2 separate regions of the Homo sapiens genome follow, and region 2 is linked to region 1. A link is a contact called in ENCODE Hi-C or POLR2A ChIA-PET data. All regions are on one chromosome and are shown on one strand. Each heading gives the region's core, a stretch centred on a gene start or an enhancer-like site at or near the end of the contact. The rest is flanking DNA. Distances are from core to core; before and after follow the strand shown.

Region 1 (7,688 bases), core at 2,297-4,796:
CTCTCTCCTTGTTGTGCTTTCTCCATGCCATTCCTGGTTTCTCCTGGGAGCATTTCCTTAAGAATTGCTTCACCCAAATCCTCATCTCAGGATCCACGTCTGAGGAACCCAACCTAGAACTCGGGAGCTGGCCTTAGTGAGTTCATCTACTGAAAAGGGAAGGCAGGGTGTGTGGTCAGATGGGTGAGTCTAAGCACTGGAAGGTGAAAAGCATGCCTTCTGGGGGTTTCTGTGATCTCAGCCAAATGAAAAACAAGGCCTCCAGCTGGGAAGGCAGGGATGCTGAAGGACTGAGGAGAAGGAAGAGGGTAAGAGAGAGTTGTCTGGGAGAGTCAGGGAATGAATTTTCTAAGGAGATATGAGAAGACTGCTAGACAGTGCTGACCAATATTGTGTGTTTGTCTCCAGCTGCATCAGCTGCCTGGGTGAGGCTAAGAGAAGGCAGGGAGTTGGATGTTACCAGGAGCGGAGGTATTTCCAGGTGAGTAAGCTGGAGAGAGGTGAGCGGGTGTTTGGGATGCAAGAAAGGGGATAATTACAGTGGTAAGGTATGAGATCTTTGCTTGGGGCAGAACGAGGGGAGGATGCTGAAGAGTGGGCTAGAAACGAGGGCAAAGATGCTGGATTGTGGGTCCCGGTAAAGCTCAAGGGTTGTTGGTGTAATGGTCATGGACAGTGATGCTGGGAAGTAGTGAGTGATGGTGGGGTGCCTAGACCTCAGGTCATGGAGCCACTGCCCTCGTGGTGAAGTCAGGTCACAGGTGTGAGCAGGGAGTGGGTGGCTGAGGCTGGGCAGAGCACAGGGTCACCAGCCGTCAGAGCTCTGCACAACTCAAGCTTGATAACTGATTCTTGAAATATTCCATATCTATTTCCTGTTTTGTGTGTGTGTGTGTGTGTGTGTGTGTGTGTGTGTGTGTGCCTGATCTCTTGTGTTTTGAGATCCTAGTGAGGAAATGAGGTTAGAGCAAAACATAAAAGGTCTCCCTGCCCCACTGAATCTGTGCCCTCCGTGCCCTGGTCACAGGTGGCACCCTCCACCACATACAGCACATGCAGATCACAGCCGCTTTCAGTTCCACAAGAATTTCTCTCATTTTCTGTTAATTCCTCAGATCTGTGATCTCTAATTTCCATAGATTTCTCCTAGCGTGGTTTTAAGCAAACGAGCCATGAGCCTGTGCCTTTTTCTCAACCCAAAGAGACTTTGATCAATTACTCTCCAGGCCCCCTTCGAACAATAGAGTATATGTCCACACTCCCCCTCATGCCCACAATAGTGCAATCTCCTAGAAGGAATTTGTCTCTCCTCCTACAAGCTGGCTGGCACTGCCAGGCCTCATTCAGGTTCCCTGATGATGCTCAGCCTCCCCCTCCCCACACTCTCACTAGTTCTTTCCAGCAGGGCAACACCAGGGAGGGATTAGAGCACTCTCTCCTCAGCATCTCGAAGGCAAACTTGACTCCCTGATTATATATACATATATATATATATAATTTTTAAAAATTTATTATTATTATTATTATTAGACGAAGTTTCAATCACCACCCAGGCTGGAGTGCAGTGGTGCAATCTCAGCTCACTGCAGCCTCTGCCTCCCGGGTTCAAGTGATTCTCCTGCCTCAGCCTCCTGAGTAGTTGGGACTACATGGGTGCACCACCATGCCCGGCTAATTTTTTTGTGTTTTTAATAGAGACAGGGTTTCAACATGTTGGCCAGGCTGGTCTCGAACTCCTGACCTCAGGTGATCTGCCCACCTCGGCCTCCCAAAGTGCTGGGATTACAGGCATGAGCCTCTGCGCCAGGCCTTGGCTCCCCGACATTTGCATACATGCACAAGGTCATGTGCACATACACAAATGCATGCATGCACTCATGTATAACACATGCAAACATACATACATGCACACGCACACACACACACATGCACACACACACACCTATGGCATTGTGGGTATCTGGCACAATCGAGGGAATCCATTTCCAGTGCCAAGCATCGAGCAGGATGACTAAAAGGTAAGGCACAGATTTAGAAGTCAAAAGAGATAGACACTCACCGACCCTCTCCCTGCTGGTTTTCCAGGTGAGGTTTAAGTTATACCACGAATCCTCAACTGCTGTGAGGTAAGAACATTTAATTTTTATTTTTTCTTGGAGTCTTGTGCATCCAGGTTGGACGAGGAGAGAAGGAGAGGCTGGCAGGAACTCTTTTTCTGGATCAGGTTGTCTGTAGCCCCAAGACTGAGTGCACACGTTTCCATCAAGCCAGGCAGAAGGGCCACCAGGTGACCGCAGCAGCCAACCCCAAGGGGTCTCTGGCAGAGCTTTGGGCTTCTCTGCAGATGTCGAGGTTGGATTTATTCTTCCTGCCCTCCTACCGAGCATGTCTTGGGGATTAGTGGGAAACTGACTGTAAAGATCTTTTGCTTCCTTTTTGCATATAGCTATGTAATCTGACTTCAGGTGAAAATTTATGTCTAAGTGGTAAATGTTTTTGAGAACCCAGTGAGGATTGTGAATCCCTTTGCCAGTTTCATGATGGAGGGAGTTAACATGGATCATAAAAGGGCTGAAAGAGTGTCTGAGGTTACCTCTACCTTGTATCACCATACGAAGTAGCCAACAACTCCATGAGATAAGTTTTTCTCCAGCAGCATCATTGGAGCTTGCAGCACAAGTTGGAAAAGATGGGGAAAACCCACTTTTCTCTTATATGAAAATGACTTCTCCCAATCCTGTTTTGTCTCAGCATACAATATATATGGTTGTTAATTTACTACCCACAGCATCATGGACTCATCCTCTTCCCTGAATCGCTTGTAAATATTTTCTCAAACTGAGTGTATTTTCCAATGTTTATCCAGGTATCTGCATATCCAACTCTTCATTGTCCCTGGTGCAGGTTAACCATGCTCTGCAGGGTACCTCTTTATCCCCTCAGCCTGTCCCAGGCCTCCTGCCAGTGTCCACAGTGCTGTGCGTTGGGTGTCTAATTCCACCTCCCCCTGAGAGGTAGGTGGCCAGCCACCCCTAGGAGAAGCTGACACCAAGGGTGGCCATATGGGGGGAAGGAAGAGGTTGGTGCTGGTTACCTCCCACCTTGGACTATGTTCATTTCTCTTTTCCTTACTGCAGGTCACTGACATGTGAACACATGCTCCTAACAAGTTGACCCCAGTCTTGCTGAAATTGCCTAGACTGTATTATTTTCTTCCCCATACTTGACATAGAGCATAAGCTGAGAGGTACATAATACATGCCATAATTTATGACGGTGCTTAGGTAAAGCCATGCAAACTCGTCTATCATTGCCAGGTTCATTTCCAGTGGTGTTCATTGAAGGTAAGTTGACTCATTTATACAAAACAATTCCCTCATTTCCCTTTGAGCAATTGTCAAGTGTGCTTGACGCAGGCCAAGTGACCTTCAAATGCGGAGTGGGGTTTGGCCTGGAATGTCAGTGTGCATTTGGCAGCATGAATTGCTCCAAAGAATCCTGATTTCTTATGCATGAACTGCTGACCCCAGCACTGGGGCCTGGAGAGCGGGACGGGAAGGAAGGTGAACTCCTGCTGATTCAGGGGCCCTCCCAGCAGCCTTTCCACGGTGTCAGCAGTATTCACATCACTTTCCTCTCCTCCCTCTTCCGCCCCACCGTAAGTCCTGTCCCTGGAAGCACTTTTCAGTTGCCAGGAATCATGAACATTAGGAAACAATCCAAAAAAACGGGGTGTCTACTTTATATTCTGTGGCCCACACGGTCACACATGGGCCTGGTTTTAACACCGGGTCATAGGTGTGGAAACAGCCTGGCCTAGAGGAAGGAACACTGAACCAGTGAGAGAGGCCTTCAGTGACTCCAGGACCAAGCAAGTGTGTGGCCTGGAGGCTGGCCTTTCTAAGAGGCCTGTCTCGGTGGAAACGGAGGAATGTTCTACTGCTGGCTTTCCAGAGCGCTCCTCTAGCCCCACTACTTGGAGCGATGCTTCCCGGTGTTGAAGCTGCAGATCTAAGGACCATGTTTCTTCAAACACAACCAGGCCTCTAGGGCAAGATCGTTTCCAGGAGATGTAATGAAATATGAAGGAAAACGCCCAGCAGGCAACATGCCTGCCTGCTGAGGATCACAGGAAACAGCCTTACTACCAATCTACCAATACTGGGCCCTGAGCTGGAGAAACAGCTCCTTTTTTCATTTCAAAATATCACTAATGTTCCATGGTGCAGGACATATTTCAAATGCCTCAATTGGAAAAAACAGGCTCCAAAGGCATCACGGTGTGCCTGTGGCTCTTGTCTGTGCTAGGCAGCAGCACAAGGGCCTGCTCATTAGCTCACTGATGACAGGTTTATCCGCAACTGTATATCAAGCAATGAGAAAGTCAGCTGTGCGAGCAAACGTCCCTCAGTCATATTGCACAAAGCCTTCGTAAAGGGATAGAGTGCTGAAAGCCTCCTAACTCCTCTCTAGCTGAACATCTTTTCCCCTCCGCTACCTCTGAACCTCTCATCCTTCCAACTCAGCTCAAGAACGCAGAAGCTGTTTGCCGACCCCTTCTGCTAGTGTCCTGTCCTTGGTAATTCAAAGACGCCCCCGGGATGGCCCACAAAGAGCCCTGTGTGCATGCACACGCGCCACTGTCACTGATAAGGCCACTGGGTGGTGAGCGGTTCTTTTCACACTTCACATCCAGAGGCTTTTCCTGTGATTTGTGTGTGAAGCACCTGTTTGCATGGTCCGTCCACCCTTATCTGAGATTCTGCCTCTTAGGCACCAGGGCAGGTTGAAGCCTTTTTCACCCACTTACAAAGCAACAGCTTATTCCTGAGAAGTGTGTCAAGCTGGTATGTCCACTGTGCTCCCCAGACTCACCAATAAGATCACTGACTTAATTGTTTTCTGCCCCTTACTTTTAGAAGAAAGAAGTTAGGCAATCTAAAGGAGTCAAACTGATAATGTTGCTTTTGAAAAAAAGTAAACAAATAATAAAACATCTCCCAGAGTGTATGGGGTCCAAAACACATTTAACCCAGTTTCTCACACTTTCCATATGAACATTTACTCAATAATCCTACGTGATGTTTAGAATGAATAATTACTGTGGGGCCCCTCATCAAACATCAGAAAGAGACCAATAGGTTCGATATTTTGCCGTAAAGCAGGAAATTGAACTAAGTATCAAGAAATAAATACCAACAGAGAGAATAACAAAGGAAGGAAGGAGGGATTAATTGTCATTGTTAGAGAAAAACTCATTTTCTGATGATGATGGTCAAGACCTTATCTTATAATCCTCCTAACTATAGCCTCCTTTTCTTTGCATTGGGTACCCAACATCCATTATGACTGTTGTCTCCAGAAGCCCAGAGACATTCATCTTTTTGCTCTCCTTTCACTGATGAGGAGACTGGACGTCACGTGATAATTCAGCTGCCCAGTCTTATGGCAAGCGAGAGAGACCTATTTTGAACTGAGGCATGCTGGACTTCAAAGTCCATGTTCTTGCTCTTAGAGCAAGTCTCTAAAACAAGATTTTCACTAATTCTTAACAATTTATTGAGTTCAGCAGTTACTGAGCATCTATCATGTCTTGGCAGTGATAGGGAATACAGATATAAAAAAGTTACAGCCCTACCTTCACTTGAGCCAAAAATATTTTTCTTTAGGGAATCTTTAGAACAAACACTTTCAGAAAATTTTTCTAATTGAGCTTGAGATGTTGACTTGACTCTCATTTTTAAAACTAACTAATTGGCTATCAAAATGGCAACACTTACAAGATAATGCTTTCTGTATTTCTTCATGCATTTAACTCCCTAACTAATGAAAAACTTCATGATATTTTCTCCCAAAGGAGGGGATAGAAGTGTCTTTTCTTCTCACACTGTGAAGACAAGTAAACGTAATTTAGTTTCAATACAGTTATATTAGCTTTAGATAATAATGAGCTATTGCCATATATCAGACCACAAAAAAAGAACCAAAACTAAACATTAATACAAGGTATGTTTTTATTTCTATTATACTTTAAGTTCTGGGATACATGTGCAGAATTTGCAGGTTTGTTACATAAGTATACACGTGCCATGGTGGTTTGCTGCACCCATCAACCCATCATCTACATTAGGTATTTCTCCTAATGCTATTCCTCCCCTAGCCCTCCACCCCCCAACAGGCCCCAGTGTGCGATGTTCCCCTCCCTGTGTCCATGTGTTCTCATTGTTCAATGTGTAACAGAGTTGGAGTATGGCTTCTAAAAATCATAATTTCATATGCATAATGGCAATTGCTAGACAAGAATTCTGTAACTAGAGCTAGTTACATGAGCAAAAACTGCCTCATAGTTCAGGTTGCAAAGTGGGCAGCCATTATAGCCCAGAAGACACTCCCAGAAGAAATTGGTGAGCTAACTTTGTATATTTATGAACATTTTTGGTATTTTCAGTCTTTCCGAAGCACCTGGTGATGGCCAGTGTGGAAGACTAGGTGGAGCATGACAAGATCATTGTCTGTAAGCACTCACTGTGCTGTTTCTAGAAGACGCTTCTGTAGGTGAATAAAGGTGGTTATTGCTGAGTCTTTCTTCACCAAAAAATAATGAAACTAATTTAATAGGCTGATTTGGAAAAGAGCCTAGTAAAATCCGCTGCAGAATTGGGATTTGCTTTGAAAAGTGTCTCTGTCCTTACAGGCACACTGATGGAGTATTGTTTTGTTCCTCATGTGGCATTTTTCAAGCCACTTCAAGTCTGTTTTCAAACTAAATTGGGAATTAAAAAATCATATGATAAGTAAATTGAAAAATGTAACTCACTAGTGTCCATTCTCTAGCATCCAAAGTATTTGACCTATTACAAATTTATCAACAGTAAATATTTCTTAGACTAATTTGTAACCTGTTATAAATTCACCCAAAGGAATAGTAATTTTCATAATAATGGAATAAAAGAGCTTTCAATGTCCCTTATGAAGCTGTGTTCAATGGAAATAAAGCATTGGGTGTAGCGGTGGGTATGTGAATGGATGGAGAACTGGCTGAGCAGCCTATGGGTTGATTAGCCATAGAAACATTGGGCCTTGATTGCTGCAAGCCCTCAGCCTGGGCCCAGTTTAAGAGCAGCCTGAGGGTAGGAGGGGCTTGATGTGTCTGAATGTGGCAGGTTGACAATAAATTATACTTATTTTGTAAACACTTACATAGACTTTATGCCAGTTCTGCTCTATAACCTTCGCAGTTATTAATGCATTTTGTCCTCATAACTCTTTATTTATTTATTTATTTATTTATTTATTTATTTATTTTGAGAACAGAGTCTCACTCTGTTTTCCCAGGCTGGAGTGCAGTGGCATGATCTCAGTTCATTGCAACCTCCGCCTCCCAGGTTCAAGCAATTCTCCTGCCTCAGCCCCCCAAGTAGCTGGGATTATAGGCTCCCGCCACCACGCCCTGCCAATTTTTATATTTTTAGTAGAGACGAGGTTTCATCATGTTGGCCAGGCTGGTCTCAAACTCCTGACCTCAGGTGATCCACCTGCCTCAGCCTCCCAAAGTTCTGGGATTACAGGTGTGAGCCACCGTGCCCAGCCCTTTATCTAGTTTAGAGGTAAGAAAACTGAGGCAGAGAGAAGATAAGTTGTCCAAGGTCACACACAGCGAGCACTGGAGTCAGGATTACAAATGCAGG
Region 2 (7,688 bases), core at 3,284-5,783, 360 kb before region 1:
ACACCATCAAGGCACCGGAGCTAAGACTGCACCCCCAATCCTGTGAAAGAGGAGGGAGGGAGGCTGGTTCCGAAGCCTGGCTGATCATCAGCACTCATTGGCCAGCTTATTAAAAATGCAGATTCTCGGCTGGGCGCGGTAGCTCACGCCTGTAATCCCAGCACTTTGGGAGGCTGAGGCGGGCAGATCACAATCACAAGGTCAGGAGTTCAAGACCAGCCTGGCCAATATGGTGAAACCCCGTCTCTACTAAAAATACAAAGATTAGCCAGGCATGGTGGCGGGTGCCTGTAATCCCAGCTAACAGGGAGGCTGAGGCAGGAGAATCGCTTGAACCCAGGAAGCGGAGGTTGCAGTGAGCCGAGATTGAGCCACTGCACTCTAGCCTGGGCGACAGAGCAAGACTCCGTCTCAAAAAAAAAAAAAAAAAAAAATGCAGATTCTTGCCACCCAACCCTGATCTACTGACTCAAAAGCTCAAGGCACGGAGCCTGGTATCTTTATCACCAGCCCTCACCATGACACTATGGCCTTGTAACTATTTTGAGTTAATTGCAAAATGGCTGCTGGAAGTTTCCTCTCATTGTTGTCTTTCCTCCTGCAGAATGCTGTGATTATCATGAGCTAAGTCTCTCTGTTTCCCCAACTCCCTGCACCTCCCATCTCTTCTGTGTGCCCCAGAATCTCCCAGAGTGAGACGGCCCTGAAGGACAATGTCTGTGATCCCAGCTCAGGCACTTCACTAGGTGGGTGCTCTCCGAGCTCAACTGGACAGTGGGATCAGGGAGCCTCTCTTTCAGAATGGTCATTAGGATTCAATGATCAGCTCAACTGGTGAGTTCCACCCACTCTCCTAGGGCAGGGGTCCCCAACCCCCGAGCCACAGACTAGTACTAGTTCGTAGCCTGTTAGGAACTGGGCCGCACAGCAGGAGGTGAGTGGTGGGCAAGCGAGAGAAGCTTCGTCTGGATTTACAGTGGCTCCTCATGGCTCGCATTACAGCCTGAGCTCTGCCTCCTATCAGATCAGTGGCAGCATTAGATACTCATAGGAGTGTGAACCCTACTGTGAATTATGCATGCGAGGGATCTAGGTTGCAGCACTCCTTGTGAGAATCTAATGCCTGATGATCTGAAGTGGAGCTGAGGCAGTGATGCTAGCACTGAGGAGCAGATTAACGTTAGCAGAGAGGTTTGACTGCACAGAGACCATAATAAATCAATTGCTTGCAGATTCATATCAAAACCCTGTCAGTGAGTGTCAAGGAGCAATTAAGCTGCATCTGGTGGCAGGCTTTATCGTGGCAAGTGAGTTGATGTACTTCAATTGTACAGCTGCATCTGGTGGCCTTAAAAGTATGTTTGAGGCCGGGCGTGGTATCTCACGCCTATGATCTCAGCACTTTGAGAGGCTGAGGCGGGCAGATCACGAGGTCAGGAGTTCAAGACCAGCCTGACCAACACGGTGAAACCGTCTCTACTAAAAATACAAAAATTAGCTGTGCGTGGTGGTGTGTGCCTGACATCCCAGCTACTCAGGAGGCTGAGGCAGGAGAATTGCTTGAACCTGGGAAGGCAGAGGTTGCAGCACCACTGCACTCCAGCCTAGGCAACAGAATGAGACTCCATCTCAAAAAAAAAAAAAAAAAAAAAAAAAAAAAAAGTATGTTTGAGACAACTTCAAACCTCCTTACATTCTGGATTAAAGTCCAGGCGAATATCCTGAGATTGCCACAAAAGCACAAAAGCCTGCTTCCATTTCCAACATCCTATCTTTGTGAAGCAGGGTTTTCTGCAGTGACAGTGACCAAAATAAGATGAGAGCAGACTGGACATAAGCAACACACTTGGGGTGTCGCTGTCTCCCATCACCCCCAGATGGGACTGTCTAGTTGCTCAGGGCTAGAACAAGCTCAGGGCTCCCACTGATTCCACATTATGGTGAGCTGTAGAACGATTTCATTATATATTACCATGTAGTAATAGAAATAAAGTGCACAATAAACGTAATGTGCTTTCATCATCCCAAAAGCCTCCCCCTGCCTCCATCCGTGGAAAAATTATCTTCCACAAAACCAATCCCTGGTGCCCAAAAGGTTGAAGACCACTGTCCTAGGGGATTGTAGCCTTTCTTGCCTCTTTAAAGTTATTTTCATTTTTTAAGGGTAGTATAATTTAACCTACAAAACACTATGCTAAAAATAACTTTTAAAATAATTTTACTCTATTTTGCTACCATCTGTGATATCCCAGTACAAATATTTCGGCTAAGTGGCGATCACGTTTAGTGAAAAAGTGTGGGGCTTGGGGGAGCCTCAACACAGTCACCTTAGAGAAAACAAATGCTTCAATTTTTGTAACCTGATAGCTATCTCTCTCATACATTCAGAGTTTGAGATTATGAGTTGAAATTACTTGCAAACACAAATGTTAGCTCAGTCTCTCTCTGGGAAGTGCAATTACAGAAACATACTAATATATAAAATGCAAAATACCTTCACCTTTATTTTCAATTAATTTGGAGAAGAGTTAAATTTATTTACCACATATACTAATGGGCAATATGGCTATTTCCAAGAAGTTCCCTGGTATCTGTAAAGCTGACTTCAAGAATTTTTTTTTGTCTGGACATTTAATTTTTAAAGTACTGTTTCCAGGATTTCCACTAGGTGTCAGCCAAGGACCATCATTGAATTAAAAGAACGGAAGGCAGCTGGGAGGCTGTAACTAATGAGTTTCCCACAGCTGTGTTGACATTATTAGACTGGTGATACATTTCTTGATGTTTAAAATTTCCCACTATGCATTCATTTCACAGAAATAATAGAAATACATTTTGAAAACTTTAGGAAAATAAGAAATAATCTCGAGGAAAGATGTGGAAAGTTCACTTTAATGATAATCCTGCTTAAATAGAAAATTATGATTACATTATAGTGAATAAAGTATATTAGACAAGCGTGTTTGAGGCTGGGTGTGGTGGCTTGTGCCTGTAATCCTAGCACTTTGGGAGAGGCTGAGGCAGGTGGATCACTTGAGGCCGGGAGTTCGAGACCAGCCTGGCCAACATGGTGAAACCTCATCTCTACTAAAAATACAAAAATTAGCCAGGTGTGGTGGTGTGCGCCTGTAGTCCCAGCTACTCGGGTGGCTGAGGCACAAGAATACTTGAACCCAGAAGGTGGAGGTGGCAGTGTGCTTTTTCTTGTATGGAGATTGCACCACTGCACTCCAGCCTGGGTGACAGAGTGAGACGCTGTTTCAAAACAAAACAAAACAAAAAAAGGTGTTTTTATTGCCAGTGGGAATAATGTGGTTAGGATGCTCTTTGGAGCCAGATAGACCAATCCAGGCTTGGTCATGTACTAGTTATATAAACTTGGGCAGTTTATTTAATGTCTCTCAGCCTCTGTTTTTATTTTTTCTAGAATGGGAAGAATAAGAACTACCTCATAACATATTTTGGTGAGGGTGAAATAAGAATATAAAGTACTCAGCACAGTGTGTATGCTCAATAAGTTGTAACTGAAAAGATGTTTTTAGATAGAAAGGATCGACAACTTGGGGAGAAAGTACGATGTTATATTGACTATATTAACCATTTGAATACTTAAAGGGAACTTCCTGAGGCACACACGCCTAGCGTGGGAGAAAGACAGGTATGTAAGGGGGTCTCATTTTGTAACTGCCTTTCAGAATCTTGTTAGCAATTTTGATTTTCCCAGCAGACAGGTAAACAATGGGTGGGGCCCATCAAAGATACTCTGCCATTGCTCAGAAGGGCATTCTAAGGCACCAGGCCAGCAACAAAATGACTAATCATAAAGAAAATGCAGTCCCCTCTCTGCATGAGCTCCCTTTCATCTCATAACACCCTGACGAAATGAAAACTCATGCTTAGGTCCAAGTCCACACCTATGCACATTCATTTCCTGAGGACCAAATCATTGCTGGCAGTCCTGAGAACAAGCTTCAAATGCTTGTCAAAATATACAGAGAACAAAACAGACTGTCCCCTTTCTCAGAAATCTCAGCCCTTATTTTCCACCCAGTTCAATTTTCATGATCATCATCCCATTGTCTGCTCCACCTCACTCCTCCCAGCCCCAACTTGGACTGTTTCACCATCCATGTGAATAATCCACCCACCACCCTAGTTCCTTGACCACTTTCTAATGACCTTTTCCTCCACTCCAGAGCAGCAGCACAGAATCAGAGCCACCTCCAGAACCTGATCACACTCAAAACCGTCCCACCTCTAAGGCAGGACTCCAAAAGTCCCTTCTTCAATTACAGATTAGGGTATTTCCTTCTCTCTCACATTAAGTCCTGCTGAACCGGGCTTTATGACAATACTGCAGTCCCTCACCCCACGCCTCTGTCGCCAGCTGGTTTTCCTCTTCACTCAGCCTAATGTCATGCCCAATTACTGCAACTGCGTGCTCACTGGCACCCTCCCCACCCCCGCCCTGGGAACCTTCCCCTACCAGCTCTGCCGGTTCCCAACCTGGAGGAACCCACACACACCACGGTTTTCACCAGTAGTTTCCAAGCTGCTGAGCAGATTTTGAAATGACGTCATCACACTGATTCATGGGGGCCAGCCTCAGTTGGGTCTTTGATGTCTTTCACAGGCTATTCTAGTCATCTCTAGTGACTGGTCCATTTTGTTTTTTTTTTTTTTTGAGACAGAGTCTCACTCTGTCGCCCAGGCCGTAGTGCAGTGGCGTGATCTCGGCTCAATGCAAGCTCCGCCTCCCGGGTTCACGCCATTCTCCTGCCTCAGCCTCCCGCGTAGCTGGGACTACAGGCACCCGCCACCACGCCTAGCTAATTTTTTGTATTTTTAGTAGAGATGGGGTTTCACCGTGTTAGCCAGGATGGTCTTGATCTCCTGACCTCGTGATCTGCCCGCCTCCGCCTCCCAAAGTGCTGGGATTACAGGTGTGAGCCACCGCGCCCGGCCAGCAAGTGTTCTTCTGATCCTTTCCACTTTCCCTCAGACACCCCTGCTCTCTGCTTCACTCACTCAGCAGATGACTTTATTATCTGCACGAGTGAAATCGAACCCTTTGTCTTCCCCCAAGTCCACCTCAAAGTTCCTCTGTCTTTCATCTTTTTCTCCCTTGGTTCAGAGAGATGCTTCCAGCCCTTTCCAAGATGAGCCCCTATTCCTGTGTGTCCCATCCTCTTCCTTCCCACCTCCCCAGGCCCCGTTCCAACAAGAAGTGAGCCACTGTCTCCTCTCCCACCTTCCTCCTCCTTCCCTGCCATCTGCTCATGGACTCGGCATTCGAGCCAGACGAGAAGTCTTGCTTTGCTCTTGCCTTTCTCTCCAAACTATCATTTTTTCTTCCTTTTGTGAACTTTACATATAAAAAAGTCTATACCCATTCCGTTCCTTCTTAATCCCCCTTTTTCTGCAACCCACTGTGATCTCTCCCTTTTCTCTTAGTTGCCAAATATAAAATCTGCTTTTCTGTTTAAATCTCCTTGACCTCGGCAGCCTTTGAGACTGTGTCTCCCCCATCTCTGAGATGTGCTTTTTCCTTGTTAGCGCAGTGCCTTCTCCTCAGACATCCTCCCTGCCTCCTCTGCTACTCTTTCAATCTTTCTTTGGCTGTTCTCCAAATCCCCCCACCCGCTTGCTGATCACTTAGATGTTGGGATTCCCAAGGGTTCATCTTTCCTTTGCACATTTTTGTGGGCCATCTTATTAAACCTTAGGGCTTCAATTACTGCCTCTAGCAAGAGTCTCCTGATCCTTAGCTTCCAAGACCTGAATTTCCACCTGTGGCTGACCCTGCCCAGCAGCACGGGTGCCAGTGAGAGCAGAGGGCTCCTCTCTCTCACTCCCATCTCACAGGTTCCTCTCCCTGCCTGTCTCAGAACTCACAGTACCATGCTCTCCTTCAACCCCTGACTCAGCCTTGACTTTTAGTGGGCAAAATCCTGCCTCCTGCCTCAGTGGCACTTTCTGCATTTGTTCCCTCTGTCGCTGTGGCTCCACGGCAGCACTGCTCAGCTCCTTTCTAGGCCATGGTGGTGGGTTACTATCTTCTCCAGCCTCCAACCTCACTCCTGCCACTTATTTGTCACCTTGTCCCCAAAGTTACACTCTCAGAACACAGGACTGACTGCGCCATCTCCCCTTCCTCCAAAGCCTGCAGTAATTTCCCAGTGTGAACGCGTCCAGATTCCTCAGAGCACATGCTCACAGCCCTCCAGGGGCTCCTGCCCTTCCCGTCCCTGCCCCAGCCCCTGCCTCAGTCCCTGAGAACTCAGCCCTCCCATCCTGGCACCGTCTGTGCGCCCTGAACACAGCGCATACATTCTCTCTTTTTTTTTTTTTTTAATGCAGGTCTCTAGGTCTGGTTTCCTTAATTCCTTTTTTCCCACTTAATAAAAATATTCCTAAGACTGGGCACAGTGGCTCATGCCTGTCATCCCAACACTTTGGAAAGGCTGAGGCAGGCAGATCACTTGAACCCAGGAGTTTGAAACCAGCCTGGGCAAGATGATGAGACTACACCTTTACCAAAAATACAAAAATTAGCTTGGTGTGGTGGCACAAGCCTGTGGTCCCAGCTATTCTGGGAGGCTGAGGTGGTGGGATGTCTTGAGCCCAGGAGGTCAAGGCTGCAGTGAGCCATGTTTGCACCACTGTGCTCCAGCCTGGGCGACAGAGTAAGATCCTGTCTTTAAAAAAAAAAAAACATTCCCTATCCTTTAAGACTGAGGTAAAAGATGTTTTCCTTCCTCTCTCCACTCAACGCAATTGAACACTTTATTCTTCCACAACACCTGGGTTATACTCTGTTATGTCTTCATGGTTGGCAAACGGTTCATGGCTTGGCAGCTGGCTCCCCATCTACAGATTCCTTCTTGGCCGAATCTGTATCTTGTCTCCCGAGCACCCTCATGGGACCCAGCACAGCTTTACACCCATAGGTGCTTCATGCACCTTTGAATAATTCTCATAACTTGATCTTCTTTTAAGCCCCAAAAGGAAAAACACCACCACCTCCACAGAGCCTGCAATTCATGTGAATCTTTTTTTTTTTTTCTTGAGACAGGATCTTGCTCTGTCACCCAGGCTGGAGTGCAATGGCACGATCTCGGCTTACTGCAACCTCCGCCTCCTGGGTTCAAGCGATTCTCCTGCCTCAGCCTCCTGAGTAGCTGGGACTACAGGCACGTGCTACCACACCCAGCTAATTTTTGTATTTGTAGTAGAGATGGGGATTCACCATGTTGGCCAGGCTGGTCTTTAACTCCTGACTTGAGGTGATCTGCCCACCTCAGCCTCCCAAGGTGCTAGTGCCTCCCAAAGTGAGCCACTGTGCCTGGCCCCATGTGAGTCTTTTTGATGTTAATGGCTGGTTTAGCTGAGATGTAGTTCCTATATATTCTATCTCTCAATTTTCTTTCTTTCTTTCCTTCCTTTCTTCCTTTCTTTCTTTCTTTCTTTCTTTTTCTTTCTTTCTTTCCCTCCTTCCTTCCTTCTTTCTTTCTTTCTTTTTTTTGAGACAGGGTCTTGCTGTCTCTACTAAAAATACAAAATTTAGCCAGGTGTGGTGGTGCGCACCTGTAGTCCCAGCTACTCGGGTGGCTGAGGCACAAGAGGTTGCAGTTTGCTTTTTCTTGTGTGGAGATTGCGCCACTGCACTCCAGCCTGGGTGACAGAGT

The links. Hi-C counts contacts between places; a loop is a spot of excess contacts on that map. ChIA-PET counts read pairs that join two places held with the same protein, here RNA polymerase II (POLR2A). Pooled maps may share reads with other maps.
Region 2: a pooled map shows a loop between it and region 1 (2.5-fold over the local background). The contact joins two enhancer-like sites. A Hi-C loop is called at or near these places in 2 of 50 pooled maps. POLR2A ChIA-PET finds 5 or more read pairs at or near these places in 3 of 52 experiments (A549, RWPE1 and SK-N-SH).

The regions. Positions count from the first base shown.
Region 1 is chr6:150,448,855-150,456,542 of GRCh38, reverse strand. No RefSeq gene overlaps it. Among named protein-coding and RNA genes, the nearest start is that of IYD, 84 kb to the right of the region's middle. Within about 2 kb of position 3,546, at least 6 of the 41 ENCODE cell types and tissues checked have a DNase peak (open chromatin) inside an H3K27ac peak, as active enhancers do.
Region 2 is chr6:150,810,301-150,817,988 of GRCh38, reverse strand. All of the region lies in intron 11 of PLEKHG1 (pleckstrin homology and RhoGEF domain containing G1), which reads right to left. Among named protein-coding and RNA genes, the nearest start is that of MTHFD1L, 52 kb to the left of the region's middle. RefSeq lists enhancers at 4,140-4,289, 4,530-4,629. Within about 2 kb of position 4,533, at least 11 of the 41 ENCODE cell types and tissues checked have a DNase peak (open chromatin) inside an H3K27ac peak, as active enhancers do.